7 separate regions of the Mus musculus genome follow, and regions 1, 2, 3, 4, 6 and 7 are each linked to region 5. Evidence: chromatin loops called from intact Hi-C (ENCODE). Cell type or tissue: heart. All regions are shown on one strand. Region 1 has its middle 120 kb from the start of Gm25125. Region 2 has its middle 120 kb from the start of Gm39388. Region 3 has its middle 160 kb from the start of Gm26146. Region 4 has its middle 200 kb from the start of Tent5a. Region 5 holds the start of Tent5a (terminal nucleotidyltransferase 5A). Region 6 overlaps Bckdhb (branched chain ketoacid dehydrogenase E1, beta polypeptide). Region 7 overlaps Bckdhb (branched chain ketoacid dehydrogenase E1, beta polypeptide).

The links. Hi-C counts contacts between places; a loop is a spot of excess contacts. Peaks named below come from ENCODE experiments on the same cell type or tissue, not always from the same donor. Only the 100,000 strongest peaks of a DNase experiment are listed, where the experiment ranks them.
Region 1: it touches region 5 in a loop (5-fold over the local background); 9 of 42 quality-filtered maps call a loop at or near these places.
Region 2: a loop joins it to region 5, with 13 times the contacts of the local background. A loop is called at or near these places in 16 of 42 quality-filtered maps.
Region 3: it touches region 5 in a loop (14-fold over the local background); 14 of 42 quality-filtered maps call a loop at or near these places.
Region 4: a loop joins it to region 5, with 2.1 times the contacts of the local background. A loop is called at or near these places in 3 of 42 quality-filtered maps.
Region 6: a loop joins it to region 5, with 5 times the contacts of the local background. A loop is called at or near these places in 17 of 42 quality-filtered maps.
Region 7: a loop joins it to region 5, with 4 times the contacts of the local background. A loop is called at or near these places in 8 of 42 quality-filtered maps.

What each region holds. Positions count from the first base shown.
Region 1 is chr9:85,586,156-85,590,155 of GRCm38, forward strand. No RefSeq gene overlaps it. Among named protein-coding and RNA genes, the nearest start is that of Gm25125, 120 kb to the left of the region's middle. In heart, a CTCF peak has its summit at 2,161; no DNase peak of the experiment used is centred here; H3K27ac peaks cover 363 bases.
Region 2 is chr9:84,464,495-84,468,494 of GRCm38, forward strand. No RefSeq gene overlaps it. Among named protein-coding and RNA genes, the nearest start is that of Gm39388, 120 kb to the right of the region's middle. In heart, a CTCF peak has its summit at 2,455; no DNase peak of the experiment used is centred here.
Region 3 is chr9:84,341,832-84,345,831 of GRCm38, forward strand. No RefSeq gene overlaps it. Among named protein-coding and RNA genes, the nearest start is that of Gm26146, 160 kb to the left of the region's middle. In heart, a CTCF peak has its summit at 2,023 (motif pointing right); no DNase peak of the experiment used is centred here.
Region 4 is chr9:85,124,278-85,128,277 of GRCm38, forward strand. No RefSeq gene overlaps it. Among named protein-coding and RNA genes, the nearest start is that of Tent5a, 200 kb to the right of the region's middle. In heart, no CTCF peak of the experiment used is centred here; a DNase peak (open chromatin) is centred at 1,674.
Region 5 is chr9:85,325,824-85,329,823 of GRCm38, forward strand. Tent5a (terminal nucleotidyltransferase 5A) reads right to left here and starts at 1,327. Exons shown (of 3, transcript NM_001160379.1): 1 at 1,220-1,327; 2 at 436-982. The coding sequence starts at 945. In heart, no CTCF peak of the experiment used is centred here; DNase peaks (open chromatin) are centred at 868, 1,608 and 2,718; H3K4me3 peaks cover 2,866 bases; H3K27ac peaks cover 2,714 bases.
Region 6 is chr9:83,954,810-83,958,809 of GRCm38, forward strand. All of the region lies in intron 3 of Bckdhb (branched chain ketoacid dehydrogenase E1, beta polypeptide), which reads left to right. Among named protein-coding and RNA genes, the nearest start is that of Gm29163, 18 kb to the left of the region's middle. In heart, a CTCF peak has its summit at 2,327 (motif pointing right); no DNase peak of the experiment used is centred here.
Region 7 is chr9:84,018,102-84,022,101 of GRCm38, forward strand. The region is part of intron 8 of Bckdhb (branched chain ketoacid dehydrogenase E1, beta polypeptide); the gene reads left to right. All of the region lies in intron 1 of Gm46124 (a long non-coding RNA gene), which reads right to left. Among named protein-coding and RNA genes, the nearest start is that of Gm46124, 4.7 kb to the right of the region's middle. In heart, a CTCF peak has its summit at 1,724; no DNase peak of the experiment used is centred here.

The sequences.
Region 1 (4,000 bases), 260 kb after region 5:
GGAGTCTGAGAGAGAACAGCTATCAACTGTATGAGGTTTAGGGTGAAAGGTACTGGTACCAGAGATGGGCAAAGTACAACACAGTGTTTTACAGACAGAGGGAAGCAGAGTGGGTCTAGAATGCTGAGTGTGTAGGAAAAGACAAGTTGACAAAGAGAATGGACATAGAGGACAGGACTCTCAGTAGTGAGAGCTGTACTCAGGGCAGGGTTGAGTACTTAGAAAAGCCAACCTAATGTCATGTGACCTGACCAATATTTTTATTTTTAAATATTTATTTATTTACTTATTTATTCATTTACCTATTCATTCACTTATTTAATGTGTATGGATATTTTGTCTATGTACTACATGTGTGCCCAGTGTTCATGTAGATGAGATGTTGGATCCCCTGGAACTGGAGTTACAGGCTGTTATGGCCCACCATGTGGGTGCTAGGAATTAAACCTGGGTCCTCTTCACAGACATCCAATGCTCTTGACCTCTCTCCAGGACCCTGATTAATATTTGCAAAACAGTCTTAAAAGGCTCTTAAAGAGCACAAGGCCTGGGCCGGGGAAAAGGCTCAGCAGTTAATAGCACTGGCTTCTCTTCCAGATGGTTTAATTTCCAGCACCTACATGGCAGCTCACTGGCATACTTTTGGTATATAGGTATTCACATAGGCAAAACACCTAAGTATATAATAAGTAATAAACTAATAATGATAAATGTTTTTAAATAAAAAGAGCATAAGCCCATAGGAAAAAGTGCTCATCCTAAAAAGGAAATAATGAATTACTATATTCCATCTGTACAACTAGACAAAAGGGTTAATGAGGGAGCAACATTTGCATACATTCCTTCTTGCAGAGATAATACCAATTTGGCCATACAGACTGAAATGATTTTGCCATTCTAGTTTTACCCCTTGATTGTGATCACACCCATACTGAGTGACATATGTACAACTTTATTCACTGCAGCAAATGTCAGAGACAATCAAATGTCCATTAGATGCACACTGGCTACATGTTTTGTTGGCTCAGTATACGGAACAACTTGTACAATCAAAGAAGGAACTTCCTTGTATAAAAGGTCACCAAGATACAGCAAGCATACAAAACAAGTGTGTGCGCGTGCTGTCCTTATGCAAGGAGGGAAAACACAGTGATGTTCTTAAATGTATAAAATATTTCTATAGTAATACACATGTATCGTCACTATGAATTAGGCAATTACATAGATGGAAAGTTGGAATTAAAGGGCCCTTTGAGATTTTTGTCCAAAGCATCTCACAGAGTGACATAAGCAGGCTCTGAATTGTGGAAGATTAAATCCTGACTTGGCAAGAAGATGAAATGCGCAAGTAGCATTCAAGAAGTCTGCTTAGGGATGGAGAGTGTGTGGGCAGGGCTTACAGCAGGGGTGGGAGAGCATGGTCAGACCAAAAGTCTTTTTAGTCTGGGGAATGGATGTGAACTTGTCTTCAAATACACCCAGAAATGAAAGACATCAAGAGACAAAATATAAGAAGGAGATATTGCTGAAGTAAGGCAAAAGGAAATGGGAATACTATTAAGTTCTAAACAAGAGTTTAAAATATAAGTCCAGACATTTCAGCTTTTCCTTTTCTTTTCTTTTTTCTCTTTTCTTTTCTTTTCTCTTTTCTTTTTTCTTTCTATCTATTCGCCATTGTATTTAGAATACCAGTTCACTTAATTACTCTCAGATATCAGAATGTATAAATTCATGTTTGGGTTATCTTTTCTGTCATTAATCATGAACTGCCACCTGTCACATCTGCAAAGATATCCTATGACACACAAAGTATCCAGTGCATCACTTCACATACACATTATATCAAAGGCCAAGTAAGGTGGCACACACCAACTCTACATAGAGTGTGTATGTATGAATCCCAAAGAGCCTACATCCCCTGTCATTCCCAGATGGACAGGAAGTGTTGTTCTACCTCCTTGACCTCCAATGCGTGCCCTTTCCAGATTCTGGCTGCAGGTGAATATTTTGCCAAGCAATACACACTCAGTATGAGAGACAGGACACACCCTATCAACTTCCTTCTAATTTGCTAGTGTTTTCTATACCCTAGCCTGTCAGCACCCTCATTCTGGCCTTTTCTAGGTGGAACAATAGGCCTCATGCTCCCCCTAGTGCTAGCCCCCAAGAATGCTTTAAAATGACTTAGTGCACATCTCAATAGCAAAGAGCACAACCCATAATGAGTGTGGAATTACAGAAACAAGTACGTGTGTGTCCCTTGTGCTCTGCCTGATACATAAGTTTCTGTGGTCCCCTTTGGTTATAAAGAAGTGTGCTCAAGCCAAATAGCTAAGAGTTTATAGTGAAGGCTTCAGTTGTGATGTAACAAAAAGGTCACTATTTCCTTTTGCATTGGAAGGAGGAAAATAATAAAAGCATAAAGACTCCAGAAGAAGACAGCAATGTAGAACATGATAGGTCAGTCTTAGCCTACACTGGTGGCTCCAAGTTGAGGCAGGGAATCAGTGCCACACAGAGGAATAGTTATGTGTTGAGAAATGCCTCTGAGAAGGCCAAACAGCCACGAGGGACTAACCATGGAAGATGATTCCCCAGTCAGAAGAAGTCCAGGTCAGTGATACAGAGATGAGGTAGTCAGGTTGAGCACTGATGAAACTATAGAATTTCTGCCAAAAAAAAATAATAACATGCTTTTATATCCACAAAAAGTCATGAAACAATTCAGGGAGTAACAAAGAAAAAGAGGTTCAGCATCACTTCTGCAAAATGCAGGCCATTGTTTTGATAATTCTAATTTAGTGCTACCCATGCACACATGGGTGCGGGGGTCCATCCATTAGTGGCATGTAGGAAACCAACCTGTGGAAACACGCTCAAGAAAGTGAGAGCTTCCTCCTCCCTCCCACAGCTATCAGCTACAAATAGCTCCTGGAATTGGGAGGGAAGTGGAAGGTAATGGTTGAGGGATATGGGAGGAGTTGGAAGGGAGAAAGCAGGTAAATAAGATCTGACTTACTTATATACATGGATGAAGTTATCAAGGGTGTGTGTGTGTGTGTGTGTGTGTGTGTGTGTGTGTGTGTGTTAAATTCAAGCCAACGCTATAGAGACATTTTTTCTTTTACCTGTCAGTTTGGAAAAGATCGAGATATTTAGCAATATGACAAATTGTCACAAGCATGGAGAAACAGATGTTCCTACACTGTGCACATACACATGAGAAACTGGTGCCAGGATGTGGGGGAATCTTCCCTTAGCCGCAGCTTTGCTCCCCACCCCCAGTCAAGGATTCTCTCATTTATACCATCTGTCTGAGTCACACCTCTGTCTGAGAATTAAACACAAATGAATAGCCATAATACTCTTCATCTGAGTATCTCACAGACTCTATAGACTCAAAGTGTTCATCCCAGAACTCAACCCCCACCTGAAGGTCCCCTGGGAGCACTCTCTGCCTGCCATACAGGACATCTATCAGGCTGTGCCAACCAGGAACTCTCAAGGCATCTTGGCATTTCCCTTTAAATATCTTTCCCCATACTCTATGCTGCTATGGCAATAATCTCTTAATGCCCTAATGCCCTGCATCCTAATGTCCAGTCTATTGCTTGGACGGTGATACTTAGTACAGTCAGGGTCATCTTTTCAAATCGAAGTCTAAGTGTGCTAAGCTCCCTCCTTAAAGTCCTGAACTGCTTCTAAGAGGAGGAGAAAGATCCAAGATGCAGCCTGCAGACTCAACACAACCTCCTAACTGCTTCTCCTGCTCCAGGATCCACTCTTACCGTCCATATCACAGGACAGCACTGTGGTCTCTTCCCCTTGCTTTAAAGCCATTGTTTTCCCTCTGTCCCTGGAGCTTTATCTGTGTGTCTTCAGAGGGAAGTGATCTTTCCCCTTCCTTTGTTTGTGAAGTTCTACTCCGGAAATAAACTCGGTCCTCTGGAGACTCTATTCTCATCATCTTGACTCCGGTGTCCTTTGTCTCTTAGTGTGA
Region 2 (4,000 bases), 860 kb before region 5:
TGCCTCATATGGTTTCTTTATATGTGTTGCATAAGCTAGTAGAGAAAACATATGCACTGAAGTTGGACTATTTGGAACATAGATCTTGAAGCTGTTGTTTGTTCATGTCATTAGATTTTTATAAACTATTTTACAACTCAAAGCTTCACTTTTTCTCCTGTTAATGAAAACATGCTTGACTACTGGGCAGACTGAGAAGTGCATAAATAAAATATCTGGATGACAGTTGAAATTCAGTAATTGTTAGTCTCCTGTCTAGATATTTTCCAAATTTTGTCAGTGGAGATCCATGTATTTTCAAAGGAACAAAATAAACTTTGTTAGAATATTTATTGAAACACAATTCTACTTTTTCTTTACAACCTGAAAAACTCAACTGCATTGTAAGTCTACTAATATATTAGGAATGCTAGGTTTTATCAAATACTAGAGGAAATGTCAAGGGACATACGATATACAGTACTGCCAAAGGCTTACTCAGTCAACAGGATGGATATGAAGTCTTGTCTCTCCCCAATGGCTTCTTCTCCCCTTTTGCAATTGACTAAGGAAGAATTCTTAGACACTATTTTAGACAGGTTTAATTGAACAGTGATTTACATTTGGTACATTAATGATTAAAAATAAGAATACTATTATACTCAATGTAGATGTATTTACTGTCACACACCTATGGTAATTATTACTATGAAGAAAAAATAATGCCTGAAAACTACAAAATGAAAGACAAATTCAGCTAATTCATACTTGCAATGATCTTTTTTTTTTATTTGCTGTAGTTACCTGGAAGAAATATGTTCTACAGAAGACACTGAATGCAATTACAAAATGCAAATAAAAGAGATTAAATTTAGTAGAATCCAAAAGTTACATTTTTCTAGAAATGAAAATTACAAATGTGAGATAGGAAGAACCACCGATGGAGTAGCATAATTGTCAATAGTCACTGGATGGACATTATATTTATTTTAGCTTATTAGAATGTTAAAATTACATTTTAAAGTAAGATTCTGATCTTGGAGATAAGAGGTATCAATGGTAGTCATTGTAGATACTCTGAAGCTCAACAGACAATAGGAAGTTTTCAAAAGAGGACATGCTAGCATCCAAGAGGCATATAAAATCACATTCAACACACTCGGTCATCAGGGCAACAGAGGCAGAAATGACAGTATCCAGTGACGTCTATCACATGACTATTGTAAAGCAAGTCAACTATTACTAATGATTGGGAGCAGAGGAAGCCCGGTTTGAGGGATGTCCTGAATGAATGGATACTGCTGATATGGACATGTCAAGGATGCCATAGCCTTGACCAATGGAAAAATGACAAAGCCCTGCAGAGGGATAGCAAAGCCTCCCTCAGGGAACAAAGCATGAATAGTGTGTACAGAAAATATATACATAGCTCCTCCAATGTCAGGCATTTATAGCCTAAGATGTCTCCATATCAAGACTGTTCCTACCAAGTAAAACTATCCCTTGGGCCCAGCTGTTACCACAATCCCTGCCTCCTTTTGATATGTATGCATTAAACGTACTTCCCTGTTCAACTCTATAAACACAGTGACTTTGGGCGGTGGGATGTGGTTTCTCCAGTGAAGAGCAGTCCACCTCATCTGAGCTTTTCTGTTTTCTCTTTGTAATTTCTTCATTCCTTTGTTGTTCCCAGTCAGGACCAAGTCCCTGGGGCTGTTCAAAGAGGTGTCAGTTATGGATGTGGACAAACTGGAACCAGAAAACAGTGACAGTGAGAATGAACAGTAGACACAATGGCCAACACTATGGAGAACCATCAAAAAAACCTAAATGATGTAATACAGTCATTTCATTCATGAGTATTTCCCCAAAGAATTGAAATCAGGACCTCAAAGAGGGAAGGGAGAGAATTGGTATGTTCCTGTGCCTTCTCTCAGACTCAGAGTGGCCAATGTGTGGAAAGGACCTAACTGTTCGTGCAGAGCAGAGCAAGTGCATCACATAGACAGGCACACACAGGCAAGAAGGAATTCTGTAATGCATATCAATTTGGATGGGATTTAAGGACAATGTGCTGACTGAAACTAGTAGAACAAAACAAATGCTGTGAGGTTCCGCTGCTGTGCAGCACCTTACATACCTAATGCTGGGGGCTGAGTGGTGAGGCATAAAGTTTCAGTAAAAGCAGTGGTTAAGCTCCTTATGCCATTCTATATACCTGAACTACAATGTGCTCCTCACTAACGTGTCTTTTAAGGGGTAGTAGGTTTCTTCAACAGTTTCTCCCATTTGTTAAGTTTCAGTATCCCTATCTCCAAATCAAAACCGCTGGCTTTAAAAAAAATTGAAGTTGCAAGCTGGCCAGTTTCCCTGCCTGTGCACAGTGTTCCTACTGTGGCTCTTTTGTCTGCCATACCTGGAGATATTACCAAGATACACATATACTTCTCTCACACATAGATGGCGCTACTGACCCATCATCCCTGACACTTGTGCGATTTTACTGGCTGTGGATAAACCCTGGTCTGTCCTTGTCTGGTCCCCAGATAGTTTCTATTTTTGGATCACTAACTGGGGTTTTGGGTGGGGTGAAGTCTTTAACAAGGATCTGTTATTGTATGTACCCAACCCAGCTAATATTTAGAAGCAGGATCTACTCCTTGAATAGATCTTTCTATTTCAGCTGATTAATTGGCTGTTATTGTGAGTAAGGACAAAGGACTCTGATTTGTACCCCTTTGCTTCATGGGATGGTTTGTGAGATGCTGTGTGCTTCTCTGAATCATCTTGGCCTCTGTCTTTTTAATTTGGATTGAAGAGGAAAGGAACCAACACTTACTGGTAATCTAGTCTATGCTAGTAACTGACTACCCCTAAATGGCTCACCACCCCCAATCTCTTCATTCCCTATGAGAGAATGGCTGATTTTCTTTTATTTACATATAATAAAAGTGAAGGCTAAATATTTTACAATTAAACTACTAAAGATTGTTAATTTGATTTCAGATCAAGGCTCTATGATTTATGATTTGAACAAAATGTGCATATATGTCCTGCAAATGTGATACTAAGCTTAAAATAGGTTCTGTACTAGCCTTGTATTAACATTGCTGCCATAAGATAGAGGCACCATAGATCATTGGAAGGATGAATGACAAACAGAAGCTCATTTAAAACCCATTTATTGACTTGAGCATCATCAGATTAACCAATGCTCTCTTAGCTTTTGTACAGAACATACTGTCTTGTGTACAGGCAAGCTTTAAAAATAGACCCTCCCTGTTGCTTCATATTGTTCAGATTGAAACATGAGATATTTAAATTTTATGAATTGATGTGTATGAGTTTTAGTAAGGACTCTGTAGAGGTGAGGAAGTTCTAAGAAAAATCATACACACACACCCACACACATATGTATGAGCAGTTTATTAAAATTGTGTATTTTGTGATTTTATTAGATTGATGTGACAAGCATGTATTTTTCATTATATCATATACTCATTCTGAAGATTGTCCGAACCACTTTCTGTAGGGCCAGAAGTCAGGAAATGTGCTGGTAGTCATTTTGATTTAAAAACACCTGTAAATGTTGGGTTATCTCTCATATGCAGTCTAGCACTCATGCACAGGATAGACTTATTTTTGTATTGCAAGACCATATGATAAGATTTTTATGACAACCCTTAATTATTTTCTCTATAATTAGGCAACAAATTACTTTTATTGCATTCTTTCAATTTGACTATACTTCTTAATCTATATAGTTTAGTGACTTTGCAAAGTTTTTCCCACATTTTTGTTTTTAAACCATTTGGTTAAGAGACCCTGTAATGTAATTAGGGAGGGATGTTCCACAAAGGGTATCCACACAGTAGAAGGACAATATTTTCAGTAGAGACACAGAGACCAAGGGCTAGGGCTGATTCCCATGGCAAATGACCTTCAAGTGGTAAGTAAAGAAAAGACAAACATTCAAAGTAAATTAAAGAGTTTGGGCCTGCATTTTAGCAGAAAAGGGGCT
Region 3 (4,000 bases), 980 kb before region 5:
CTTGCCTGAGTCCATTTTGTTCCATTAATCCATACACTTTTGAGAAACAGTAATGAACTGGCTACTGTCTCATAATTGCTGATACAAAGTGTTAGCGAGCTGTGTGAACATTTTACTAACAAATATAGTGAGCTCACTGGGCTCCAGTCTCCATGGGCTTCCATCGGTTGAGCCTCTGCTCTTGCAGTGGCCTTGTCCTGGAGTGCCCATCGCTCAGATGTTCTCACTGTATACGTCTTCCCCTCCATCTAGTATTCACTGAACATCCTTTTCCTGGAGGGGCTAATTTGTACCCTGCTTAGATGTACATGACTGCATGCTCTCTGTGTGCTTTTACCTGCTGTGATTCTATTTAGAGCACTAATTACCTTTGGAAAAAATACTGTACATTTTAAAAGATACTGTTTTCCCCCTCACCCATCAAATGTAGGCTTCAAGTAAACTAACATTTAAGCTATCCAGCACTATATTTTTATTACTTAGAATTTTTGATACCTATAAAATCGGAATGACTATTAAATGAACAAATACATTCATCATTAAATGCAGAAAGGATGATTTAACTTACTAGTCTGAGTGTGTTGGAGGTGGTTATAACCTGTTTAAGTGGTTGCCACATGCCTGGGGTATACCAAATGAAGTTGAAATACTAGGAAAAATTATCTATTGAGAAATGAAGTTAAAACGTATAGAGAGATTGGATATCTCTCAACTTTGTTCCCCAAAAGATTGAATATTGAAATTACTGCTTATTTCATCAGACATTAGAAACTATTGCCTAGAGCAGCACAATATTCATCAATAGACTGTCATTCTTAAGAGTGGCCCAGATTGGGACAATTCTACCACATACTCTGGAGTTCTCTGTTGATTAAGGTCAAACATTCACACTTAGTTTACCAGGCAACATGCTGTGGCTCCTAGAACAATCAGCCTGGTAATTATAAAACCCAACATGCAAGCAGCCAGCTGGTCATGAGGACTCTAGAACTGAATGCAAAACTGATGACAATGGTTAAGTAGTTAAAGATACTAGTAGGCTAGTAGCATGAATGACCAACCACAGTGGAAATGTTGGACCCTACCCATCTTTTCTGATCTGAATCAGATGAAAGACATGGATCTCCTAACATAGAGGAAAAGACTTGGATGAAGGAAAGACCCTGCTGCAATCATAAGTTGACTTTCTGGGGGTGGAGTTTATGATTTGATCTATACAAAGCAGAGCATCCAAACCAGTTTATGTTTAAGATAGAGAGGGCCTGAAAATTTTCAGGGACAGTGGTCGTGACTGAATTACTACAAAGTTTCACTTCTGGGAAGAGCATACGTTTTCATTTGGAGCATGGTTAGTTTCATTATGACAGGAATAGGAATGGTTTCATTCTATTGCTTCCTTTCAGTCATGTATGTGGCAAGAGAACCATTTGGATGGAGACACTCGGGGAATAGATAACTAGTTACTCCCTATTGAATCTTGCAATAGCCTCTCCTATTACTCCCTGCTCTCCACAGTCATTTCTGAGTTTTAGCCAAGTTCCTGTTGGTTGTTAATTTTCCACTCTCTGATCTCAAAACAATAGTCAGTGACATATAAATTAATGCCATTCACACAGTACCTTATCCTAAAATCATGATAAACATGCAAACACATACATATATTTGTATATATTGCATATTATGTTTGTGTGTATTGATGTATGTGCACGTGTGTTATTTTTTCCTCCTTGACTTTGTATTGCTTTAGAACACAGAGACTATGTAATTCATGCCTCCTAAGTCATACCCAACACCCTCAGGGCTGTTATCTAGTGGACTTTGCATATTCATGATGGCTCTCTATTTGGCACACCCTTCACTTGCAGTTAACACAAGCAAATGCTCAATGGCACACTACGATAGTAAAACAAAGACACAACAAGTCCAGACACTCAAGTTCTGAAAGTCTGAGAAAAAAGGGACCTTCCTAGCGGCTCTGAGGCTGCTAACATGGTGAGATCACAGCACCCAATCCATGAAACCAGCCAGGAGGGGGCGCAAAAGAGACATAAACCTGCGCCACTTCTGCTCACGCACTGCTTACAGTGGTTGCTATGGAGAGAGCTATGCTATATATTCAGTGAACATCCCTTCCCCCACCAATCCTAAGGCAGACATTCTGCAACGAGGTTACTATGTGCTTGTGAAATCAGTTCTAGGAGATTCTCCCCACAGCCTGTCTTTCCATAGGGATGAGTTCTAGGAAAACTTTAAGAACTATGGAAACAGGAGTCCTACATCAAAATTCTAGGCTTTTAAAATTCTGGTTTGCTTAGGAGTCAGGCACAAAGTTGTTTTGAATGAATATAACATTGATTTCTGGCTTTCGATCATTATAAGCAATATAAAGAAGTTCTATACTGTTTTACTAAAATAGTTCAAGAGGTTTTCATGCCTACTGCATAGAGGGATTTCTACTATCTTAGACACAAACCTGTATTGGGAAAATTTCAGAGTCTCTCTAAATATAATCTTTTAAATGTATATTTAGAAAGACTTATGTCTGTGGGTATATACAAACTCTTATTTCAAGGAAATATAACCAAAAATGTTGGGAATTTCCAGATGTGAGTATGGTGTGTGCTTTTATCACAATGATAGTTTCAGAGGTAGAATTAGATTTATTAATTTGAATTGATCTTTAAAACCAAGTTATAAGGCCTAGAGAGGTGACTTGGTGTTTAAGAATGCCAATTGCTTTTGCAAGGGACCAGACTTCTACTCCTAACACCATATGAGGCATCTTTCAACTACCAATCACTCCAGCTCTAGGGAACTTGTGACTCTCTTCTGGAGTCAATAAGCATCTGTAATCATATGTCCACACACCCACACAGATACACACATGTACAATAGCAAAACTTTAAAAAATCTTAAAGGAAAATCAAGTCATGTGATGATTCCTCTGGCTGAGACAAAGGAATTTTTTTTTTATGAGGAAATGGATTGGGTTTATTTTGTGTGCACACATATTTGAGTCTGTAACAGAAACAACCTCAGCAGTTGCCTTCTCAAGGAGGAATTTTTAACCGCTATATTTCTCCATTGTCTGTTTCTCTCCTGCACTGAATTAATTCTGATTAGAATGTGGTCATTCCTTGAGCATAGACCCAGTTACTGCAGCTGTAGGGGTTACCTTCTTCTCTTTTCTGGCTGGATGGTTGGGTTGTGCAATCATGGAAAGAATAGCATTACTGCTTGGAGAGGAACACGCCAATGAATGTTTTGTAGGAACATCCAGATGAGAAACAAATAAACCGATGTTGGCATTCATTTTATTTAAGAAACTAATAAAATGACATTTGAAAACTCAATCAAAAGCACCCTTTATTACTTGAAACTATTTTTAACTTCTAGGGAGATTTAACTGCCCAGGTCTTCTGGGTAATGAGGTCCATAGAAGCTCATTAGAGTTGTAGCTAATTTGCAGATGGATACAGATAACATTTGCTCTGGTTTGAGTGCCTTGAAGATTAGAGGGTAGTACTGTGCCTGTATGGTTCAATGACCTCACTTGAGTCAGAAATTCAGACATGTCGGTTCTAGACCAACTTTATTATCCAGTAATGGCTTGTTCTTGGCCAATTGAACAAGATCAGTGTTTCCTCTACTGAATATCTTACATCTCAAAGGACGATATGATCAAATGGAAGAATTTTGGGGGAAAAAAACCCACCTAACATGCTGTAAAAATACCTGCCATCTTTCTTAAAATGGTTTTTGTTATGAGAATAGTCAAGTATATGGTCACTGAATCGATTTTGAATTTTTAGATTATACATTGGAGTATACAAGTTGGAAATTATGAACCTTAACTCAGAAGGCATCAGCATGCTCTGATCTTTAAGAACTGGGAGAAAATGCAGTATCCATTAGGGTATTTACAGTGATTACATAGATAACCTAAAGAGGTATCAAACCCACAGTCTTTCAAAATTGACCACATGCAAGCCAACTGGAT
Region 4 (4,000 bases), 200 kb before region 5:
TGATCCTGAGAGACTACTGAAGAACTTAGATTTATAAGACATTGCCTTTCGCATACACAACAAAGACTTTTCTGTCCCCAGATGTAAATAGAACCAATTATGTTGAGAGACTAATTCCTAAAATGATGATGAAAAGTGGTTAATGTAATGCTTAATTGATTAATTCTCACAGAACAAAGGAACTCCTGTCCAACCTTGACATCATCCTATTTCTCTTTCTCTTTCTTGCTTCCTGCTTCTAGAAGCTCACCTGTCCCATCAATTCTATACCCAATCAACCCCAGCACTGCCATCACCCCTGCTTTGACCTAAAGGCTTAAGATGTCCTGGACTGTATCATAGTTTCTCTTGATTAATCCTGCCTTCACCATTGCTTCACATTGATTGGGCTTCTTACCTTTGCCCAGAGATTATCCAAAAATGTAAATGTATTCATGTCACTTTTCTGTGAAGATCGCCAATAGCTGCCACTGCTGACGATAATATTCATCCAAGGGATCCTGTCTTTCCCTGGTCCTTTTACACTCTGTCTTTATATTTTTATTATACATATTTATTCAGTGTGTGTGTGTTCATGTGTGTTCGTGTGTGTGTGTGTGCATGTGTGTGTGTGTGTGTGTGTGTGTGCGCGCGCGCACGCGTGTGTGTGTGTGTGAACGTGTGTGTGTCTGAAGCATATATGTCCATATCAGAGGAAACCTTGCAGTAAATCAGTTCTATCCTACTACCTTGTGAATTCTGAGGATCCCGCTCAGGTTATCAGGCTTGGGGGCAAGAGCCTTGACCCGCTAAACCACCTCACCATTTATATCCTTTTCATCTTTTGTGTCTCAAACCCTTTATTTCAACTCTTGAGTTTCTCCATTCTCCTCCATATGCTAAATATCAAAGATAGAGTGTCTAGCTATCCATCAGCCTTGGTGGCTTTGCACATCATGTAGATGCCATTCCTTCACTCCTCCTTTTTATTTTTATTAAAAGCTTGTTATTTGGGCTGGTGTGATTATCTGAGTTCAATCCTTAGAACCCACATGGTAGAATGACAGAGTCTATGCCTTCAAGTTGTCCATTGACTTCTATGTGCCAAGACATGTATGTGCCATTGCAAACACACACACACACAGAGAGAGAGACAGACAGACAGGCAGACAGACAGAGACAGGCAGAGAATATATATAATTTAAAAAATTAAAATTTTGTATTCAATACATGAGACATATTTAAGTTTGAAATGACCTCCTCTCACCACAGCCAATCCAGATCTCTGCAAACAAAACAAAACCAAAAACAAACAAACAAACAACCCAAAAAATGTTCATCCAGGTCATCAAGGTTCATGGTTGTAATAGCACAATAAGACTGAAATAGCTTAAACAGGAAAATAATTTCATAAAAGATCATTAGTAATTATAATGGGATAAGCAGTCTCCCTAACAATTCTGTCCATGAAAACCTTCTGAATGATACTTTATTTTGAAAGAAGGCCTTTGTAGGTGAATTTAAGATGTGGCCATGCTTGAGAAGATGTTCCCTAAGTCGTTTCTGACTGGAATCCTCCTACAGGAAGGCCATTTGGAGCAGAAAGCACGGTGGAGATCACCCAGTACATGTGCAGTTAGGGAGGAAGTGAAGTGATATATCTGCAAATTGCAGACTAAAGCACTGCCAGCGAGCACAGGAAGCCAAGGAGAAAGGCCAGAGTCAGATTCTCTAGAGGCCCCAGAAGTCAGCTCTGGCAGCATGTGACTTTGAACCTCTGGCCTGTGGAACTATGAGATAATCTATTTCTGCGGTTCAAGATGCTGTGAGTGATGATTATTACAGTAACCCTTGGGAAGACTACCATAGCCTACATTATCCATCTAAACATTAAGTTATATTCTGTAGGTGGTGAATTAAGACAAAGACAAAACTATGCTTTCGGAATAACGGGCTTAGTAAGATATCTTGATGTTTGCCTACAGCCTTGGCACTCCAGAGAAATCCCCATGTTACTGGACCACTCAGTATCCTCAGTTGGCTAATAGATGTTCATCTCAGCTCCAGATACCACAATCTTCTCTCAAATAGTCCTATGACTATGTTCCTTCCACTCTCTCAAAAGAGGATGATGTAGTCCTCTTTTCTAATATAACTTGAGGATCCCAATGAGAGTTGGCAAAAGTGGAGCCTTTTATCAAAGAGTATTAATAAATTCAAAACACTAACAAAGCACTAGATCAAGTGCAGGGCCCTTCCTGTGCAGATCACTGCTGGCGTAGCCATAACACGCTCCGTGACAGATGCAAAACAGACATTCTATCTTTCTGTCTTTACCCTCGAGAAAAAGATCCCCACTCTCAATTCTTCCTGTATTCTTCTGATATCTGAATGTGATCTGATGGGTGGTAAAGAAAAGACAAATCTGCTAGCGGAAGTCCTGTATACATGATTCATAGTGCTGTGTTGTAACTGCCTCTCATATCTGCCTTCTCTGCTAAAACCGTTACAGCAAATGCTGAATTGGACCAGTGAAGGCTTCATTTCCTGTGGCCAGCACTTTAAATCAGAGATGACTCATATAATGATATGGGACATTTTCATTTAAAAGTATGTGTTGGGAATTCTGATGCCTTTATTGTACATCCACTGAATTAACATGGGGAATGATTTCTGCGTGCCCATTATATTGAAGGCTCAGTAAATTGATTAAATTGCACACTATTTTCCATAATCTATATTTTAAAATATCAACCATTTTGAGCCAAAACAACTTCCATGTGTCTTATTTCTTTCCTACCCACTAGAAAAGGACTAGCATTTCTGACATCCCCCAAATGACTTCATGTGCTCTCCCAGTCTCTGTTCCAACTTTACTAGGCAGCCCAATGTCCGGAAAGATTGGATCTCAAGACTGAATGAACTCTCCACATTCTCTTTTCAAAGATAAACATGCACTCTATAAACTTCATCGGCCTAAACAACAGAAACATCTGTTTAGATTCATGTGCAGCATTTTGGCTGCACTCAGCAGGAGGGAGGCTTAGGAAGTATGTCATCCCCACTGTGTTCCACAAGCGCCCTCCCCTCTTCAGCACTCACAGTGATACACTGAGAGATTACCAAGCCTGGGAACAACTAAACTGGGTCACTATCCATAAACAATCTTGGGTAAATGCTGTTCCACTGTTCTCACACCCTGGAGAACTGTCTTCCGTGCACAACAGAAATCTGAACAACATAAATAAGTGGGAAATGCAACAGACTGCTGCACTGGTTATATTTGTTCAACCTTTCAACTAGACATAACTCTAGGTTCCTGGAACAGAGAACCTACAAGAGCCTTCTGTAGCCTGACTACTTAGCAATGCGGATCAATCACTAGATAAAATAAATTATGACCCTTCACTGGTTACATATATTAACAGAATTATGATTCCAGAACTTTGTCTGTATACTCAGGGACTCAGTAGCAAGGGCAGGAGCATCTGTGAGTACTGGCTAGCAGGTTCAATGGGAGAAAACTGGTGAGCTCTGTTGCTCATGTGAGCATACTGTAGAGTAGCCTTCATTATCTTCATTAGATAAAGGCAAGAACTAAATATGAAAAAGTTAACAGGCTGAAAATCTGTAAACCTAGTTCTCCTCATTTATGCCCCTTTAATTTTTCTGATCCAGCCATTATTTTCATGTACCGTATAAACTCTTATCAAAATACCAATGAGTCAGACATCTACATCTGATCTGTCAAGTATCAATTATTTGAACCAAAATAAGTTACTAGGTAAGGTTTTATGTTGTAGGAAGTCAATAGTCAGCTTCCAGAGAAGAAAAACTGAGACTTCTGGAAATGTACCATGAGTGTCCAGAGGAGAGCAGCTTATAAGGGCTTTGGGACCACTGAAGAGAATCCATCTACAGGTTCAGTTCCATTCTTGTGCATCTCTACTGGAAGTTTTAAAAGCGCACACATAGAAAAGCATGTACCCAACTTTACGAACACATTTATGATGGTATCTTA
Region 5 (4,000 bases):
CGCCGAAGTCAGTGGAGTATGGATCGATTCACATTTTCCAATATAATAAAAACCATTGACTCAGTTCTGCTTCAGGCTGCTATTTTTCCCAAAGTCTAGATTACAAGATGACTCAAAAAAATTATTTACATCATTCCATCCTTCCACCAATCACGTTATACTCTGGACAAGAGTCCAGCAAGGAAAGTCAAGAGTTAAACCATAGAGAGAAGGAAGAGAAGGAAACGCAGAGGAGGAAGCACAGAGTTGTGGCGCTGGATCTCCCAGGAAACTAAAACACTCCACACCACTCACGCGCATTAGTGCGCTCGTGAAAAAAAAATAATAAAAAAATAAATAAACGAACTCACTATGGCCATACTGACGGCAGTCAAGGCAAGCTGGGCTTGCTTTCTCCCCACCCCTGCTCTGCCCAAGCCCATCAGGTGGCTTTACCTTGAGAGTGAGCGGTGTGATCTTCTCCTTGTTCACCCCTTCGGGCAAGAAGTCTAACAGGCAATCCAGAACGACGTCCTTCACAGTCTGAAACTCCTCTTCCCCACGCAGGTCAGCGCAGAAGATGAGGTCCAGGTCCTTGTAGCCTAGGCCACTGTCCTGGTGCAGGACGTGACTGGCGGCTGAGCCGTTGAGGCGCACGTCGCGGACACCTATGCCCTTCTCTTCCAGGCGCCTCCTCACCACCTTCACAATCAGGCTTGGCTGCAGCTCGAGCGTGGGGAAGTTGCCGCGCCCGTGGATCGGGATGGTCTCGCTCAGAATGCCGTCCAACCGCTGCACTTGCTCCCAGTTCAGCACATTGCAGTGCGCCGTGGGGCTTTCGCAATAGTCCGAGCAGCGGTCGCCGAAGCTGCTGCCGCCGCCGCCGAAGTCACCACCCAGGGGGATGTAAGGGCCGCCGGTCAGCTCGTCCTCTGCCATGGCAAAGTACCCTTCGCCCTCGGCCATGTAGTGCCCTCCGAAAGCCACTTGGCCTTGGTCAGTCCTAAGAGGAAAGAGTGGATTTAGGGGAGCGGCAGAGAGGTGTGCGGGTGAGGGGACAGGGGTCCCGCCGAGGGGCCTGGGCTTCCCCTCCCCGATCGTGACGCCCATAGTAGCCCTCCTCCCCCAACCCTCACCGACCCCAATGCCCAGCCGCGCGCCGCGCCCCGCAGAGCAGCCCCGCACCAAAAGTATCTCTGATGCATCTGGAAAGCACAAGCGAGAGTCCCGTCTGTGTCACCTGGAGGCGGCCGCCCCTTCTAGGAGCGCAGGCGAGCGAGGAACCGCGAGGCGGACACACTTCGCAGGAGCTGCGAGTGCGCTCCCGGCAGCGGCCCGCGACTTCTCCGCGCCGACCCCCGCCGCGCCCTGAGCGTTCCCGCCCCTTGCCCGCGCCCCGCCCGCGCCCCCGCTGCGGTGGTCTCGGAGGTGGCGGCTCTCGACGCCGCCGATGCCACCGCGCACACTCGCGTCTCTGGAGCTTTAGCAGTTGTGCGGGGGGAAATGTCTTCAGTACTTTTTTTATACCGGGCTTCTCCGCGCTTCCGGGGCCCCAGCGCGCAGCGCTCGCCACACCCTCTCATTTGCATAGAGCACCGCCCCCAGCGCTGGGTGGACAGTCGCCGGAGCTCAGAGCTGCTGGAGCTAGGCCAGGGTGCGCAGCCCCTGGCTATGAGCACAGACAGATGCCTGTGGCTCCTACGTGTAGATTTATCCATTTCTGCACGTCCACACACGCGCGCGCGCACACACACACCCCTAAAGAGGAGACACTTTGCCTCAAATGTGATAGATGGCCATCAAAACCGGATCAGGGTTAAAAATCACGCAACTATAGAAACTTCCCAAGCCTAGCCTTCTGGCCGGGTGGAGCGCGTCATTGCCGCGTAACTGGGTCTCCTGGAGGTTCCCTCAACAGTGTCCGTTTGTGGCTAGACCGCCGATTCCACTCTGGACCCTGGGCCAAGTGTGGTCTCCAGAGGCAACTGGTCACGCACGTCAGTCTCTGTGAGGGAGGGGGAGGGTTTGCTGAGAACTGAGTTTCGATTCTCGAAACCTCGAGAAGTGCTGGTGGGGGGGTGGGGGTGGGGTGGGGAGTCCGGTACCAGCCAGCCAGCCTGAGTGCGCGTCCAGCTGCTGCCCGCGAGCTGGGCAGGCGCGCGTCTCCTATCACACAGCTCCGCGGGCTCGCGGCCAACCCGCGGGGTCTCGGAGCGCAACCCCAGCAGTGCACGAAAAGCGGCCGCCAGGGTGGCGGTCCTTCGGCTCAGACTTGGGAGAAGCGCGTTCCTCGCAGCCTCTAAGGTTCTCAGTTCTTAAGCGGATAAAACGTCAATGATCAAAGTAGGCTCTGGCTTCTTACCGGCCATTAAGGGCAAATTTAAAAGACGAGAAGTTTCTCCCCCTCCAGCTTCAGTCGCCAGTGGAGTGCTTAAGGGTTGGAAAAGGTTATCTCTGCGCTCTGGCACCGCACTGTTTGCTAGAAAGCTCCCTGCTTTCGCTTGTCCACTTCCTCCGCCGCCCCGCTGCTGCCTCCGTTCAAAGTAATGCTTTGCAGTCCTTGATCCAGGTAGAGGCTGTGAGCCGAACGAGGCAGTCAGGGTAGAGAGGAGAGGCCCTGAGATGAACAGCCATTACCCCCATGACCCTAGACAACTTCAGAGAATCAGCCTCTGAATTTAGGGAGCCCTGGTCTAGAAGCCCAACCTGAGTTGAGGGATGGGATGCAGGGGTGTCGCCCACGCAAATCTAGCTGCGTGACAACGCCGCCCCCTGCTGGTGCCCCGTGGAGCTGTGAGTCCACAAAATGGAGAAACTAGAAGCCAGGCTTTCTTAGCATAGGCCGAACCTAGGCCAAATTGGATTGAGCGATGAAAAGGAGACTTGGATCCCAACCTTGTTCTCAAATCCCACTGCTTCCTTTCAGGACATGTCCAACCATGAATGCTACCTAGCAACACATTTTGTATATATGAAATTGTCTGTGTATATGTGCTCGCGTGCCTCTGTGTGTACGACAATCTCACATGAGCTTGCATGTGACAGTCTAGCTATATAGCTCAGACTGACCTAAAAATCAACCTCTTCTGGAGTGATGTGATTACATCTGTGAGCCACCACCTCCACCCTGAGCTCTTCTACACACCTTACAGCCTTCAGGCCAAGAAAGGGGCCATAGGGGGTTGGAAATAAAGGGATTAAGAGGTAATGATCGTGATGGGCTCAGGCCTTGAACACTCGTTTGACTGTGAATGCTCTCGCCCTAAGAGATGTCAGTGGCTTAGTTCTTCCGTCTTGGGGGGGGGGGGACACTGAGGCAAGCACCTGCAGCAAGGGGGACAAGTAAGAGAGGAGAATACTCTTCTTTCTTCCTTTTTTTTTTTTTGGTTTTTGAGACAGGCTTTCTCTGTATATCCCTGGCTGTCCTGGAACTCACTTTGTAGACCAGGATGACCTCGAACTCAGAAATCTGCCTGCCTCTGTCTCCCAAGTGCTGGGATTAAAGGCGTGCGCCACCACCTCCCGGCGAGAATACTCTCAATAAAGCTCAAAGATAGAGTGTTTACGTAGCTCTCTCTGAATTTAACGAGAAAGAGAGAGAGAGACAGAGAGAGAATAAAAAATATTTTCTTGATAAAGTACCAGGAATGATTTTCTTCAAAGGCTGATAATTTTGAGTCTTCTTAAAATAACGTCAAAGTGGCTGGTCATATATTAAATACATTGCCTTTATATAAAAAAAAAAGCAATAGTTCAGCCCCACTCTCATTACTTTGTACAGCGTTTTAAGCTTCCATCAAAAAGCCTGAGGAAAATGAAGCTGGAAAATAGAGTAGCCTGTGAGCAGACTAGCTCCTTACTCACACGTGCGATGTGTCCTAGGAGGCTGAAGACTCAACTGCTTTAGAAAGTTGCCAGGGCGGGGATCCTGACAAGAGGGCCCAGCCAGAGCTTCTACCTTTCCACTTCTTGGGCAGTTGCATCCTATTCTCTAAGTGGGGAGACACCACTCCCCCCCTCA
Region 6 (4,000 bases), 1.4 Mb before region 5:
CTTTGCTCACAGCCAATCTGTGTCTCTTGCATGGCACACATTTCCTTTCTACAGGCCGATTTCATTGCCTTTTCACTCGGAGGTAGAGCCGTCCGAGCTTACCTTGATTCTAAGAATGCTCAGCCCTCTGACTCGCTAATGAATGCGTTTCTTCTTTTACTGTTAATGATGCGTCTTAGGTGCCCCATGCTTTATTTCTTCATTCACTCTTGCCTAATCTCAAAGCAGGTACATTCAGGCTTAGAAGTTGATGTCAGTCATCTATCTGCCCGTGGCTTCTGCCCCGGAGTGCTCAGGTGTGTTCTGAATGGGCAGTGAGGGAGGTTAAAAGCTTTAACAAAAGTATTGTGTTTCCCCATTGCACCATTCTTGAGGTCCGGGGTATTGAGTTCCGTGTGGTGTACTGAGAACAGTCAGCATGTTTGTTTTTTCTGCCACTGATAACGGGGTTCCAATCCTCTGCTTCCTCCTGGCTGTGTGTTCTGTGAGCCTTTGAGAGTGAAAGAAGTTGGTTAGAAGGCTGTCTTCTGTACTGCAGACTCTTAGCAACTTTTAAATCTTTAGAGAAAAAAAAAGAGAAACTTTTATACATTTGATTTCAGAGAGATGAGTGTGCATTGTATACTGTTTCAGGACATATAGAGGAGAGGGTAAGCATCCTTCAGGTATTTCCAGAGATGATCACTGGGCGCATCGGAATATTTGTACCTGGAGCATATCTGAATAGGTTTGTATATATTAATATTCAAAAGGTAGAATTGTGCTGTTTTACAACTTGGTGTTTTCTCTGTGTGGTGCAGCTTCTGAGGGCACTCCTTCTTCAGCTGACTCAGTGTGATGTAGGGGACAGTTTTCCTGACTCTCCCCACAGGTCACATGTATGATTCTTTACCGAATCCATTCTATGTGGGGCATTTCATCCACGTTTTCTCCTGTTGTCCTACTAGCAACTTCTGACTTTCTTCCTCTAATTTATACCTCTACCCTGAGCTTGAGAGTCATAGATTGACTATTCTACCCCAGATCTTCATGTTAGAGTCCCACAGTATGCTGATTGTCAGCTTTCACTCAACTATGCAGATTTGTCTGCGAGACCTGAGATTTGAGGACCTTAAAGGATGGGGCAGACCACAGTCTAATGCTGTAGACAATTTTAGTTCAATTTCAGTGAACTTTGATACATGAATGTAACAAAGACAGCAATGATCTAAGGAAGGTTGTTTGAGGTCAGAAATTCATGATCAGAAAAACACATAAATAAACACCAGTAAGCACGCAGTTAGATATTAACAGAGCAGCCATTTCTCAGAACTTTCTCAGGACAGACAGATTTAAACACAATTGCCTGGTGTATGCTAGAGATTATATCTGGGAAAGCGTGAAAGTGAGGCAGAAGGCCAGATCCAGAGTCAGGGTCTTTCATCTGGACATCTTTAGCTTTAGCATTGTGTCAGAGTAACTCGTAGCGCCAGTGTGCAAAGGTGCTGTGGGTTGTGTGTTCAAATCTCAAACAGTCTGTACTTGATGGGGACGGACAGTTAAGTTACTGCTCTGTGATCAAGTTCTGTTTTCAGAACTAAAAGGTAATGTGGATGTTGGGGAGCTCACAGAAATATTTCTGATTCATGGCATGAAAAAGAAGAAAAAAAAAAGAAAAAAGAAAGGAACAAACATACAAAAATCAAATAAATACTTCAAAAATAACCTCTGCTCTTTTGAGTGTACTCCAGGAAATTTTCAGTTTCACATAAACATGTCTGCTTACCATTATTTTGTGGAGTTTAAATAATTTATACAAACAAAAACAAATTGTAAAAATAAAGTTGAAGATACTGTTTTTTTTTTATGATGAGCTGACTCTGTTGGTTCTCGACAGCTCGACACAAGCTAGAGTTATCTGAGAAGCGGTAACCTTGACCGAGAAGATGCCCCCATCAGACTGGCCTGTGGACACACCTGTGGGGCAATTTTCTGGATTAATGATCTGTGTGGGAGGGCGAAACCCACTGTGGGCAGTGCCATCCCTGGGCCTGTGGTCCTGGGTTGTGTAAGAAAGCAAGTGGAGCAAGTGTTGGAGAACAAGCCACTTAGTCAGCTTTCTCCCATGGTCTGTGGCTCAGTTCCCGCATCTCGGTTCTAGCCTTGAGTCCCTGCCCTGCCTTCCTTTCATGCAGACAAGAAGCTGTAAGGTGAGATAACCCCCTTCCTTTCCCAGTTACTTTTGGTCACAGTGTTTTTTTTTTTTCCCAGCAATAGAAAGCAGCCGGAGATACCCAGCTTCCTGTTCTGAGAAGCCTTGTGCGTATAGTGCAGAGAGGCTCGTGGCCAGTAGGTGGCAGTCTGTGCTTTTCAATGAGAGCTGAGCATTGTGCTGGTGTGGAACCGTGGCTAAGTTTTTTGCATCCATCAGGAGGTAAAGATGGAAGTTTTGCAGGTTTACTGATGTAGTATTGGAAAGCTGGACGCTGCTTCGTATCACCGTGAAAGGGCGGCATGGTTAGAGCCCACACTAAACGGGGAGCTACAGGTTTGTTTTGTACTCAGATGGCCGGGATGAGTGGGAAATAAAAAGCTTCAAACCGTTTCTCTTTTCCTTCCCTGTCCTTTGATAGAACAAACTGAGTGTCTTGGAAATTAAGAGCAATGGAATGGTATGTCCCCAGCAATTCATTGTGTACCAAATGGCAGCTTTAAATGTGGTGGGCGCTGAGATCTGTCTCAGAGCAGCATCGGATGGAGCTAGCAGACTTCCAGGGAAGCAAAGATTGAGAGAATAGTTTATATTATTTAGTTTGTGGGGAGAAGGTACTCTTCTGTTGAAGGCCACGTGCATATGCAACAGTCTTCTTTGACCCTGTGTGCTAGGTGTATGTCTTCTATGAAACTGCTGTATGCATTTATAATTTTTTCCTTTAAAAATATATTTAAGTTAGCACACAAAATAACAGGTTTCTTAATGGCAACGTTTTCATCCATACATAGCTTTGGATGATTCTGTGCATTGTCCCCACATTTTCTGGCCTCCCCATTTCCCTTCCCCTTGTTCCTGCTTGAACCCTCCCCTCACCAGAATCCTCACTTCCACTTTTATACCCCATGTCTTCTATTTTCCTCCCCACCCCTCCCAAACCATCCCCCAACCCTACCCCTCATGGCCCACTCTTCAGTTTTCTGGCCTCTACCCAAAACCCCTCCACATAAACACAAATAACTCCTAAAGCTACAATCTGCACAGTGCCATTCTGCACTGCTATAAATATTGCTGGGCTGTGTTTCTTAGACTCTCTTTGGCCCACTGACTGCAGGAAACTTAGGTGAGACAGAGAACTTGAAGGAGTCTCCTGCCCGGCCGGCATCTGCCTTTTCTCAGGCACTGGGGATTTTCCATTACTGCATCCATACATGTGTGGCTGCTGTAGCAGCTTGGAGAGCTAATATAACCGCTTAGCTCTTCTCTTCTCTAACACCAATGGAGTTTTATAACCAGATACCTTAGGATGCTGAAGTTGGGAGGGAGAAGAAGGATAATCCTGAGGCGAGAGAGAAGATGCATCTTGCGACGTGCCTGTGTTTGCCAGTTGGCTTTTGGTATCTGTCCTCACTCGTTGGGTGGAGACGGAAGGCCAGGAGACTCCATGGACTCTCCTCCACACTTTCAGGCCATCTTTTGTGCTTTCTTCTGGTCCCCCTCATGCACTGCTCTCTGAATACCTTAAGCACTGTTGAATATTATTTTAAGAAGCGTCTTTTCCAGATTAGTTTCAAACCTGGAGGGGCATAGGCATAGCTTTTTGACAGGTCCCAAACTTTTCTCTGAATAATGATATTAATATCGTCAGCATAGCGAATGGCCTTCTGTTGTACATTCCTCCTGCTGAAAGGCTCGTCTGACTGATGGCCTTGCTCTTGGACTCAGTGACAAGCTTGCACTGCAGGACAGCGGTTGGTGAGATGAGGGTTTTGGTGCTAAAGAAAACCCTTATGAAACACCTTATGAAAA
Region 7 (4,000 bases), 1.3 Mb before region 5:
ACTGTCAATGGGATTTTTAGCTGGAGCACATCCTAGTTGTTGGTTCCCTCTCGTAGGCCTGCCCTTCCCATGCCCGAACTGATTGGTTCCCTCTCGTAGGCCTGCCCTTCCCATGCCCGAACTGATTGGTTCCCTCTCGTAGGCCTGCCCTTCCCATGCCTGAGCTGATTGGCTTCCGTTCTTCATAAGCACCTCTCTATGTTGAATCAGTGCTTTTCTCTTTGGAGAATGTCCTAGTACAAGATAGTGCCACAGCTTCCTTTGTTTCCCCTGTCCCCACCCCAAAGCAACATGTACTGGCTGGTTTTGTGTGTCAACTTGACACAAGCCAGAAACATCACAGAGAAAGGAGCCTCAGTTGAGGAAATGGCTCCATGCGATCCAGACGTTAGCCATTTTCTCAATTAGTCATCAATGGGGGAGGGCTCAGCACCTTGTGGGTGGTGCCATCTCTAGGCTGGTGGACCTGGGCTCTAGAAGAAGGCAGGCTGAGCAAGCCAGCAGAAGAAAGCCAATAGGCAGCATCCCTCTATGGCCTCTGCATCAGCTCCTGCCTCCAGGTTGCTTGCGTTCCTTCCCTAACGTTCTCCAATGAGGGATTGTTATCTGGACGGGAAACCCAAGTAAACCCTTTCCTTCCAACTTGGTTTTTGGTCATTGTGTTTTGTTGCAGTAATAGAAGCCCTGTCTAAAACACAATGTTTTTATTTTTCTTATGATTAAAAAGAAAAGAACAAAATCACAAAAGAATATAGATTTTACTTTTTCCATTCTGCCTCCTTTTCCTTAGCACCTTCCCTCACACTTTCCATTTTGTTAAGCATCGGTTATATGGCCGACTCTGGTTGTCCATACACGGGAGCAGTTGTTCTGTGGCTTCAGGTCAGGGGCACCTGTAGCTGTGTGTATTTGGAACTGGGTGGTCATAGGAGATAAGCAACGTGAAATAATTCATTTGTGGCACAGAGCATGGCTTAAATCAGTTGTCCCTGATTCAGTAATGTTCTTTACTTCATTTCTTGATAGCAATTTCTTTTCTTTCCATAAAATACTCTACCAGGATGTTGCCTAAGGGCCAGACAGGTGGTAGCTGGCAGGGTAGGTTAGGAAAGGAAAAGTTTGGGAGCAGAGAGGTCTCACTCAGTAAGAAAAAGGGAGACTTCAGGGAGCTCTGCGCATATCAAAAAGAACCAAGATGGCCTAGCCTTCCCATTTATGCCTTGGTTGATGAGTGCATTTAGATAGAGGAAAACCTACCTTGTGAAGGCTCATCAACCTAACCCTAACTTTGCAACCTTTAAAAGCATCATTTCATTGGGCTGGTTTAGATCACCTTTGATGCCATTTTAAAAGGAAGGTTGCTGCCGTGAGCTGAGTAGTAGTTAAATTTTGGGGCTTTGTACCTCATGGCTGCACCCTGTACTCACGGGAAACTGAGGGCTTTCCTCCCACGTGTTCCTGGTGAACAAGTGCTGCTCATTGGTTTATATGCATTAAAAAAAAATTGGCATTTTAATTCAGTGACTGAAAGCTACATATTTTGCTAGAGGCTATGTGTGTGCAACAGAGGTAATAAGGTAGAGAGAAAGGAAGAGAGTGGGGGCAGAGAAAGAGTAAAAGTTAGAGAGGTTATAGAAAGAAAAGAAGGTAGCAGTGAGAATGACCACGATCACAGATTCTCCATGAGGTAGATCCCAGTGGTTAGTAACTGACCATAGCCACTAGAGGCCTCTCTTAGGCAGGGTTTTAGGGTGAATATCATTAGGTGTCTATAGTGGCATCTGGCTTTGTCATTGCAAATTACTTACATTTTATATTACAGTTCTAAGTAAATATTCTGTCAATAGGTGTATTCTAGTGTATGTGTTATGCTGCAACCTAAGTGGTTTATTAATTTGTATATTTTGTATATTATATCTATCGATGCTCAGCTAGATTGAAGTCAGCTACTTAGGAATCTCGTTTCTAAAAGCCCTTGAGTAAAAGTTGTAGTCAGAGGGTTACTGGGTGAAGTGATGTGTCCTCAACAACACAAAGATGTTTAGTTTTACAGTTATTGATTTAAAGTGTTCTGTTTAACTTTTGAGTGGTTTATTCTTCTCATCATCAACCTTAAGGAAAGGCATTCTAGACTGTTGAATAAAATTGTTTACGTGAATATGGAAAAGGTAACTGATAAATGATTTTAGATTTATCTGTCTGGAAGAAATTTATGTTTTTCTTTAGGAGCAGGGAGACTGAGTCTCCCATTTATTTGGAGTTGGTTGTTACATAGTTTGACTTTACAGAGAGGTTGATCAGGGCTGCCTGTCCCTGTCTGACAGAGTAGTATTTTCAGGTCCAGAACAGGAAAGCGATGGTAGATTGGGGCTTATTTGTCAGGTTTTCTTTCCTGTGTTGTTTGCTTGTTTTTGTCATGGTTCTGTCCAATTGGTTGGGGTGCCAATGGAAGCAGGGTTCACCTTCTTGTGTGCAGTCTTGTAGTATGGCTGCCTCACTTTGTGCTCTCCCATGGCCCATGGCCAGCCAGGTATTCTTAGGTCCCTTGAAGCAGGGACTTGCTCATTTGCTAGATTGCACTAGTCATGAAGAGTGTCTAAAACTATTTTATTTGTTTGTTTATTTAGTGTATGTATGTGTATGAGCGTGTGTCTGTGTGACTGCACACAGGAGGACAATTTGTGATGGGGACCAGAAGTTGAACTCAGGCCATTAGCCTTGACTGAAAGTGACTTTATACAGAGCCATCTTACTGGCCTCCACGAAGAGTACAGTATAGTAGATGCTCTTTATTATAGTTATTAACGATGCCATTGAATTTTAAAATAGCCGATGGTATTTGATCTTTCAATGAAAGAAAGTACAGGAACTTATACTTTCTGAGTCAAAGGGCTGCGAATGTCACTCCTGCCACTTGGTCTGCTTTGGTCGGACTTTGGTCTAGATTTAGAGTTGTTTGAGATAACAACTTTAGGCTTCAACCTAATTTTGTGTAATATATTCTGTATCATAGGATGTAGCAGCCCCATTCTTGGTGAGAGATAAATGGGAACGGTTAAAAGTTCATACACCTGACACAAACCCTCTTGGTTACTCTTAGCAGTTCTAAGTTGACACCAGGGTCAGTTTTACAGGGAGGAAATTGAGTTTGGAGCCAGTGGGAAGGGAGGTGGGAAGGGATGGCTGATGGCTCAGGAAGGGACAGCTGCTTCTCTGGCAGCTGGATTTTTGCCTCTAGCCCTCGCTTTTCTCACACAGCATACAGCTTCCCAAGCAAAGAGTGAGCAGATGTTTGACACAGTTTTGAGATGTGATGACATGAGTGATTTGTGATGATTTGTTTGCGTGCACCTGGAAAGTATAGCAGCCATCGGCAATAGAAGTAGATCAGTGGACGGTGTGAAGCTTCTCCTTGGGGTCATTTCATAGTGGACTCCTCCCTTACCCCTGATTTAACCCTTTCTGTTGCGGTGCGTGGTGAGAAATATCCTTAACTGTTTTAGGAAGAAGGAAATTGAGTCTCAGGAAGACTAGGCCACTTCTGAGTCACTCAGCTAGGAAGTGTCTCTCTTGTAATCCTTCCCCAGGCCTGATCCCCTTCTAGTGTATGGATGCTTCATGTCAGGGTGCTTTACAGTGAAAGTGTTTTAAGCTTTGAGGGTTTTACTGATGCTGCTGAACTTCAGCGTAGACCATGCTTTATAAGATGGGTAGGCATTTCTCACATATATATATATGTATATATATATATATTTCCATTCTTCTAAAAGAGATGACAGAGACACTGCATCTACTCAGTTAACTCAAGCTAACATCTTCCTTTTATTTGATTTATTTTATTTCTGTTTACATGAGCCTGGAGAGAGAAAAATTATACAACTCCGTTTCTCTGGTTCTAGACTTCTTTAGAATATTTTGCAAGTGCTCATTTACATATTTAAATTATGTGAGTTTGTCTCAAGAGTTTCATTTTGTTTACACTATTTGTTGTTGCCCTTCC